Linked DNA regions of Homo sapiens: all the other regions are linked to region 3. Evidence: chromatin contacts called from ENCODE Hi-C or POLR2A ChIA-PET data. All regions are on one chromosome and are shown on one strand. Each heading gives the region's core, a stretch centred on a gene start or an enhancer-like site at or near the end of the contact. The rest is flanking DNA. Distances are from core to core; before and after follow the strand shown.

What was found. A loop is a pair of places that touch in the nucleus more often than their neighbours do. ChIA-PET counts read pairs that join two places held with the same protein, here RNA polymerase II (POLR2A). Pooled maps may share reads with other maps.
Region 1: a pooled map shows a loop between it and region 3 (3-fold over the local background). The contact joins the promoter of TNF here to the promoter of EHMT2 in region 3. A Hi-C loop is called at or near these places in 2 of 50 pooled maps. POLR2A ChIA-PET finds 5 or more read pairs at or near these places in 6 of 52 experiments (BJ, CD4-positive, alpha-beta T cell, H1 and 3 more).
Region 2: a loop to region 3 is called in a pooled map, with 2.3 times the contacts of the local background. The contact joins the promoter of NCR3 here to the promoter of EHMT2 in region 3. A Hi-C loop is called at or near these places in 1 of 50 pooled maps. POLR2A ChIA-PET finds 5 or more read pairs at or near these places in 3 of 52 experiments (CD4-positive, alpha-beta T cell, GM12878 and activated T-cell).

What each region holds. Positions count from the first base shown.
Region 1 is chr6:31,574,234-31,576,933 of GRCh38, reverse strand. TNF (tumor necrosis factor) reads right to left here and starts at 1,369. Exons shown (of 4, transcript NM_000594.4): 1 at 1,007-1,369; 2 at 355-400; 3 at 120-167. The coding sequence starts at 1,192. LTA (lymphotoxin alpha) reads right to left here. Exons shown (of 4, transcript NM_000595.4): 4 at 2,610-2,700.
Region 2 is chr6:31,591,654-31,594,353 of GRCh38, reverse strand. It overlaps NCR3 (natural cytotoxicity triggering receptor 3), which reads left to right and starts at 1,348. Exons shown (of 4, transcript NM_147130.3): 1 at 1,348-1,675. The coding sequence starts at 1,633. RefSeq lists an enhancer at 142-1,062.
Region 3 is chr6:31,896,314-31,899,013 of GRCh38, reverse strand. It overlaps EHMT2 (euchromatic histone lysine methyltransferase 2), which reads left to right and starts at 1,316. Exons shown (of 28, transcript NM_006709.5): 1 at 1,316-1,378; 2 at 2,025-2,091; 3 at 2,190-2,408; 4 at 2,498-2,700. The coding sequence starts at 1,337. It also overlaps a transcript of C2 not described here. RefSeq lists enhancers at 799-1,393, 1,477-2,173.

The DNA.
Region 1 (2,700 bases), core at 120-2,619, 320 kb after region 3:
TTCCCTTGAGCTCAGCGAGTCCTTCTCACATTGTCTCCAAGTTCTGCCTACCATCAGCCGGGCTTCAATCCCCAAATCCTAGCCCTCCAAGTTCCAAGACACATCCTCAGAGCTCTTACCTACAACATGGGCTACAGGCTTGTCACTCGGGGTTCGAGAAGATGATCCTGAAGAGGAGAGAGAAAAGAAAAAGCTGAGACCCTTAAACTTCCTAGAAAATACCCCCCTACTTTCACCTCCATCCATCCTCCCCCAAGACCAAAACTTTAAATTTCCCCCACTGCTTCCATACCGGTACTAACCCTACCCCCAAACCCAAACCCAGAATTAGGAAAGAGGTTTGGAGACACTTACTGACTGCCTGGGCCAGAGGGCTGATTAGAGAGAGGTCCCTGGGGAACTGTTGGGGAGAAGGAGAATGGTTAACATCGAGGGAGTCACCCTTAAAGGAGGAACAGCTGGCTGCCTGTCTGGCCTGCGCTCTTAGCCCTGAGGTGTCTGGTTTTCTCTCTCCATTCATCTGTGTATTCACCTTCCAGGCATTCAACAGCTCTTTCCCTGAGTGTCTTCTGTGTGCCAGACACCCTATCTTCTTCTCTCCTTATCTCCCCCATCTCTCTCCTTAGCTGTCATATTTCCCGCTCTTTCTGTCTCACCATCTTTATTCATATCACTTGTTTCTTCCCCCATCTCTCTTCTCACACCCCACATCTGTCTCCATATCTTATTTATATATCTGCTTGTTCATTCATTCATTCATTCATTCACTCCATACACACTTAGTGAGCACCTTCCATGTGCCAGACATCCTGTCTCTCCATCTTTCTCTCTCTCTCTTCCCCATCTCTTGCCACATCTCTTTCTGCATCCCCGTCTTTCTCCACGTTTTTTTCTCTCCATCCCTCCCTATCAGCGCACATCTTTCACCCATCCCATCTCTCTCCCTCTCTTGCGTCTCCATTTCCCCTTGGGTGGGAGAGTGGATGAAGGCTGGCCAGGCACTCACCTCTTCCCTCTGGGGGCCGATCACTCCAAAGTGCAGCAGGCAGAAGAGCGTGGTGGCGCCTGCCACGATCAGGAAGGAGAAGAGGCTGAGGAACAAGCACCGCCTGGAGCCCTGGGGCCCCCCTGTCTTCTTGGGGAGCGCCTCCTCGGCCAGCTCCACGTCCCGGATCATGCTTTCAGTGCTCATGGTGTCCTTTCCAGGGGAGAGAGGGTGGAGCCGTGGGTCAGTATGTGAGAGGAAGAGAACCTGCCTGGCAGCTTGTCAGGGGATGTGGCGTCTGAGGGTTGTTTTCAGGGGGGGTCTGTAGTTGCTTCTCTCCCTCTTAGCTGGTCCTCTGCTGTCCTTGCTGAGGGAGCGTCTGCTGGCTGGGTGTGCCAACAACTGCCTTTATATGTCCCTGGGGCGAGAGGAGGGCGGGGAAAGAATCATTCAACCAGCGGAAAACTTCCTTGGTGGAGAAACCCATGAGCTCATCTGGAGGAAGCGGTAGTGGGCCCTGCACCTTCTGTCTCGGTTTCTTCTCCATCGCGGGGGCGGGGATTTGGAAAGTTGGGGACACACAAGCATCAAGGATACCCCTCACACTCCCCATCCTCCCTGCTCCGATTCCGAGGGGGGTCTTCTGGGCCACTGACTGATTTGTGTGTAGGACCCTGGAGGCTGAACCCCGTCCCCATGCCCCTCAAAACCTATTGCCTCCATTTCTTTTGGGGACCAGGTCTGTGGTCTGTTTCCTTCTAACTTCCAGACAGGATGCAGGAAAAAGATAGAACTAGAACTGGGAGGGGCTTCAGAAAGCTGAGTCCTTGAGGGAGAGAAAACGGGGTTGGAGGGAAAAGCTGTGTTGAGTCCTGAGGCCTGTGTTTGGGTCCCTGCGGGGAGAAGGAGCTGGGGGCTTGGTGGCAGGCTTGAGGCCTCAGGAAAGGCTGGGTGGGGGTAGCAGGGACAAGCCTGGGACAGCCCCGGGGAGTGAAATCACCCCCGGGAATTCACAGACCCCACTGGGGCAGGCCTTCTTCTTTCATTCTGACCCGGAGACTCATAATGCTGGTTTCAGTCTTGGCTTCCAAGGAACTCTGGGGTCCCTGATTTTTTTCATGAAGCTCTCACTTCTCAGGGCCCCAGTGTGTGGCCATATCTTCTTAAACGTCCCCTGTATTCCATACCTGGAGGTCCTGGAGGCTCTTTCACTCCCTGGGGCCCTCTACATGGCCCTGTCTTCGTTAAGGGGGGGTCCCCATACTCGACTTCCATAGCCCTGGACATTCTCCTACCCATTGCTGTGGTCACATCTCCCCAGAGGTCTCCTGTAACCCATTCCTCAGAGCCGCTACATGTGGCCATATCTCCCAGGAGCTCCCTGACCCCCGCCCCTCCAGACCCTGACTTTTCCTTCATCTTCTCAGCTTCTCCTTTGCTTCCCCTGCAGCAGTCTGGCGGCCTCACCTGGTGAGTCCATCACATATCCCTGAAGCTCTCTGAGCCCTTATCCTTTTGTTCTCCCCACAGCTCTTGCTCCCTTTGAGCCCTCTGTCCCTCCCTCCATTCCTTAGATAGACTGGGAAGTTCTCACTCCCAGACACACACACACAAGCAGACAGCATTTCAGAGAAAAGAGGTTTATTGGGCTTCATCGAGGGTGCAGATGCCTCCGTGTGGGGCTCTGGTCGGCAGCTGGCTTTCAGAGCCTTTCC
Region 2 (2,700 bases), core at 99-2,598, 300 kb after region 3:
TTTTTTTTTTTTTTTGAGACGGAGTTTCGCTCTTGTTGCCCAGGCTGGAGTGCAATGGTGCGATATCAGCTCACTGCAACTTCCGCCTCCTGGGTTCAAGTGATTCTCCTGCCTCAGCCTCCCGAGTAGCTGGGATTACAGGTGCGCCCCACCACACCCGGCTAATTTTGTATTTTTAGTAGAGACGGGGTTTCTCTATGTTGATCAGACTGGTCTCGGACTCCTGACCTCAGGTGATCCTCCCACCTCAGCCTCCCAAAGTGCTGGGATTACAGGCATGAGCCACCACGCCCAGCTGAATGTTGTTTTCCTGCCTGCTAACATAACATCCATCCTGTAGTCCATGGTTTAAGGAGTAATTTAGACTTTCAAGTCTCATTATTTAAGAAATACATTTCGCCAGGCATGGTGACTCATGCACTTTGGGAGGCCTAAGTGGATGGATTGTTTGAGCCCAGGAGTTGGATACCGGCCTGGGCAACACAGGGAGACCCCATCTCTACAAAAAATACAAAAATTAGCCTGGTGTGGTGGTGTGCGCCTGCAGTCCCAGCTACTCAGGAGACTGAAGTGGGAGGATCAACTGAGCCCTGGAGGTTGAGGCTGCAGTGAGCCGTGATGGCGCCACTGAACTCCAGCCTGGGTGAGACAGAGCCAGACCCTGTCTCAAAAAACCAAAACAGGAATCCCAGCACTTTGGGAGGGCGAGGCTGGTGGATCACTTGAGATCAGGAGTTGGAGACCAGCCTGGCCAACATGGTAAAACCCTGTCTCTACAAAAAATACAAAATTTAGCTGGGCTTGGTGATGTGCGCCTGTAATCCCAGCTACTTGGGAGGCTGAGGCAAGAGAATTGCTTGAACCCAGGAGGCAGAGGTTGCAGTGAGCCGAGATTGTGCCACTGCATTCCAGCCTGGGCAACAGAGTGAGACTCCAGCTCAAAAAAAAAACAAAAAACAAAAAAACCCAACCAAACACACACACACACACACACACACACACACACACACACACACACACACACACAAGGTGATTGCTATGCAAATTAAATATAGCTTCACCAATCAGCTTGCTTCTCCTAATCCCTCATAGAAATCTTGGAGTAGCCCTGGGGTGCAGTGAGGCCAGATTCCAGGAAGGGAATGGGTGGGATGGGTCTGGGTACTGGTGAGCAGCAGGGAGGGTAAGTAGGTTAGCTTCTGGGCCAAGGAGGGCTCCTGGAGGCTTGTTCTGGGTAAAAGCTGGTCTCCTTGAACCTCGGAAGGTGGGGGAACCCACATCCTGGTCTCACCCGCCCAACCGCCCACTCACCCTTGGGTTAGCAGCCATCTAAGCCCCACCCTCCCCCTCACACGCTTAGCTAGCCTGCCACAAGCTGGCCCCTTGGCCTCCTAGAGACCCTGACATCTCCTCCAGCAGCATCTGTCCTCTCTCCTCAGGGAGGCAAGCATTTGATGCTCGAGGTCCCTGGCAGTTGTGGTCCTTGGCAAGTGATGTGTGAGTCCCGTGTGTCATAGGAAGCTCCCCATCCCCATCTGGTGACCAAAGGCCTGGCTACAAGTAGTGAGTCCTTCCTCCTCCACCCAGACCTCACTGCTCAGATCCCCTTCGCCAACTGGGACATCTTCCGACATGGCCTGGATGCTGTTGCTCATCTTGATCATGGTCCATCCAGGTGACAGGGCGTGCGCTCAGGACCCCAAGGAGTGTGGGTGGGAGGAGGGAGATCCAGGAGGCTGGACTAGATGCTATAGGGAACGGGCTTGGTGGGGGCTGAAACACACGGCTCTGAGGGAGGAGTGGGACTGCTCCAAAGGTGACACTCAGTGGACTCCCCCAATTCACAGTCTCTCTGTGTCACCCACTGTGAGGCTTTTTAGTTTGAGAGATCCAAGTAAATCTATGATAAATTTCTTGGTGAAACTTTTTTTTTTTTTTTTTTGAGACTGAGTCTCGCTCTGTCGCCTGGCTGGAGTGCCGTGGTGCGATTTTGGCTCACTGCAACCTCTGCCTCCCATGTTCAGGTGATTCTCCTGCCTCAGCCTCCTGAGTAGCTGGGACTACACGCACGCACGACCACACCTGGCTAATTTTTTTTTTTTTTGAGACGGAGTCTTGCTCTGTCACCTAGGCTGGAGTGCAGTGGCATGATCTTGGCTCACTGCAACCTCTGCCTCCTAGATTCAAGCAATTCTCCTGCCTCAGCCTCCTAGGTAGCTGGGATTACAAGCGCGCACCACCACACCCAACTAATTTTTGTATTTTTAGTAGAGACAGGGTTTTACCATGTTGGCCGGGCTGGTCTTGAACTCCTGACCTCAGGTGATCTGCCTGCCTCGGCCTCCTAAAGTGCGGGGATTACAGGCCTGAGCCACTGCGCCCAGCCATTTTTGTATTTTTAGTAGAGATGGGGTTTTGCTATGTTGGCCAGGTTGGTCTCAAACTCCTGATCTCAAGTGATCTGCCTGCCTCGGTCTCCCAAATTACTGGAATTATAGGCATGAGCCACTGCGCCCGCCTGGTGGTGAAACTTTTTTTTTGAGACAGTTTCATTCTGTTGTCCAGTCTAGAGTACAGTGGCGGTATCTCAGCTCACTGCAGCCTCCACCTCCTGGGTAAAAATGATTCTCCTGTCTCAGCCTCCCAAGTAGCTAGGATTACAGGTGCATGCCATTACTGCTGGCTAACTTGTGTATTTTT
Region 3 (2,700 bases), core at 67-2,566:
CTGTGATGCTGCGTTCTTAATACCTAGAGGTCACAACTCTGCATATCCCTTGCCTGAAGGAGCCCAGCCCTAAACATGGGAGAGGAGTGTGACAAGTGAGCTCCTCTGGTCAGGGACTCCCCCAAGTCCCCACCCCCAGCCCTCCACCAGTTCTGCAATCTCAACACTTAGCCAGGTACCTCACAGTACAAGTGATTGGCAGTCGTGGGGATGCACATGAACTCTATTTGAGGGACTTAGGATCAGTGCTAGGGATGAGCTACAGGTGGCCAACCTGCCCACGGAAATTGTAAGCAGGAGTCTGTTTGGTCATATTTTGTCTGGGGTAAATAGGTCATGTCTTCAGGAAAGCTAAAAAAAAAAAAAAAAAGCTAAGTTTGGATTAAGGTGCAGGGAAAACTACAATTCCCAGAAAGCTCTGGAATAGTTAACCAAAGAGAACTACAGTTCCCAGAAGGCCTTTAATTGGCCTCAGGTGCCCCACCTGCCTGTGTCAAATACTGCGTGTGAAATCATACAGATCTTTTCCAAACTCGACCAAAACGTAATACCTAAAGGGATGGTACCCTAAATACAGCTATCGAGATTGTCTATCTTGGTGTATATCATTTATACTTAAATTGTCCGCTGGGCTATGACCCACGGAGTACCTGACTGTGCTTATGAAGTGTTCGGCAAAAAAGGTTTACTTACTGCAGTGTCACCAGTCAGTAATGACGTTCGGGCCGCTGGGCTTACCTGGATCCCTAGTGCGTGTGAAGGTGTAACACGCCTGATATAAACAGAAGAGACATTTAGCCACAGGTTTTCAGAAGGGCACGCTGCTCCAGGGGACATGAAGCAGCATGCTAGAACCAGCCAAGAATAAAGGTGTCCTCCGCGTCCCTATCGCCCCTTCGTGCTCGTTAGAAAGAGCAAAAAGGCGAGGCCAAAACTGAGGCCAAGCCTTCTATCTGGTAACCCAAAAACTAGAAAGGCAGAAAAGCAACCAGAGGCGGGAAAAGCCCAACCAGGCCAGAGGAAATACAGCCGCTGCCGAGAGCCGAGAAGTTCAGAAGCTCCGCTTGTTACCTAAAACCAGATGGGGACAGAGACGCCACACCTGGGCCCAGGCGTGTCTCGCCCTCGGTCCCTGCAGAACTGAGGCCAGGAATGACAGGAATTCTCCCTTGCAGCTCCCAGCTTAGGACAGTCACAGCCATCTCCGAGGCCGCTCTCAGGGGAAAATGGCCAAAAAGCATGTAGCGGCTCCTTTAAGGCTCCTCCTCGCCCTCCCTCCCTCGCCCACGTGACCCGGGGCGGCCGCGCGCCGGCTCGGCCCCCAGCGCAAGCGGCGATGGCGGCGGCGGCGGGAGCTGCAGCGGCGGCGGCCGCCGAGGTGCGGAAGGGGAGGGGGAGAGGCGGGTGCATGCCCGCGCGCGCGCCCGGGGGAAGCGCGCGCCCGTGCAATGCTCCGGGGGTGCAACGGGGCCGGGGGGCCCGGGCGGGACTTGCAGCAATCCAGGGGGCCAGCACCGGGGGCGGATGAGGGGACCAGGGTGTGGGAGGTGGGGGGAGTGGGCACGGAGGCGCGCGTGCAGCCGCCGGCTGCCCCTGAGTGGGCGACGGGCGCCGGGGCCCCAGGAGCACGCGTGAGGGGCACGAGGGGCCGTCCACCGGGCTGGGGGGCAGCGGGTGCTGGAGGGGTTGGTGCCCGGGGTCCCCGCGGCCTGGGGGACAAAGGGGGAGCGGCGCGTGCAGCCGGGAGGAGGGGGCGGGGCCGGGGCGCGGAGGCCCCGCCCCCTCCCCCTCCTCTTCTCTCGGCCCCAGAGATGCGGGGTCTACCGAGAGGGAGGGGGTTGATGCGGGCCCGGGGGAGGGGTCGTGCGGCCCCTCCGGGCAGCCGAGGCCGCGGAAGGGGGGGGCCCCACAGAGGAAGAGGTAGGCCCCGGAGCCTACTCTCTCTTCCCAGGGCCCAGGCATCCTGGACCCCCCAACTCTCTACTGGGCTGACCAGCCCTCCTGTCCCTTGTCTCCCCTCCCAGGGGGAGGCCCCCGCTGAGATGGGGGCGCTGCTGCTGGAGAAGGAAACCAGAGGAGCCACCGAGAGAGGTGAGTGCAGCTAAAACGGGCCCCAATTGGACCGTCACCTTCCCTAAACACAGGATCTCCTGAGCCCTTAGCTCTGAACTTTTTCTCTTCCTCTACAGTTCATGGCTCTTTGGGGGACACCCCTCGTAGTGAAGAAACCCTGCCCAAGGCCACCCCCGACTCCCTGGAGCCTGCTGGCCCCTCATCTCCAGCCTCTGTCACTGTCACTGTTGGTGATGAGGGGGCTGACACCCCTGTAGGGGCTACACCACTCATTGGGGATGAATCTGAGAATCTTGAGGGAGATGGGGACCTCCGTGGGGGCCGGATCCTGCTGGGTGAGAGGCTGGGTAGCCTGGGGGGTTGGTGGGAAATTTCTGACTCTTGCCTTCTTTCTTATCTTGCCTTTTGCTTGCCTGTTTTCTAGGCCATGCCACAAAGTCATTCCCCTCTTCCCCCAGCAAGGGGGGTTCCTGTCCTAGCCGGGCCAAGATGTCAATGACAGGGGCGGGAAAATCACCTCCATCTGTCCAGAGTTTGGCTATGAGGCTACTGAGTATGCCAGGAGCCCAGGGAGCTGCAGCAGCAGGGTCTGAACCCCCTCCAGCCACCACGAGCCCAGAGGGACAG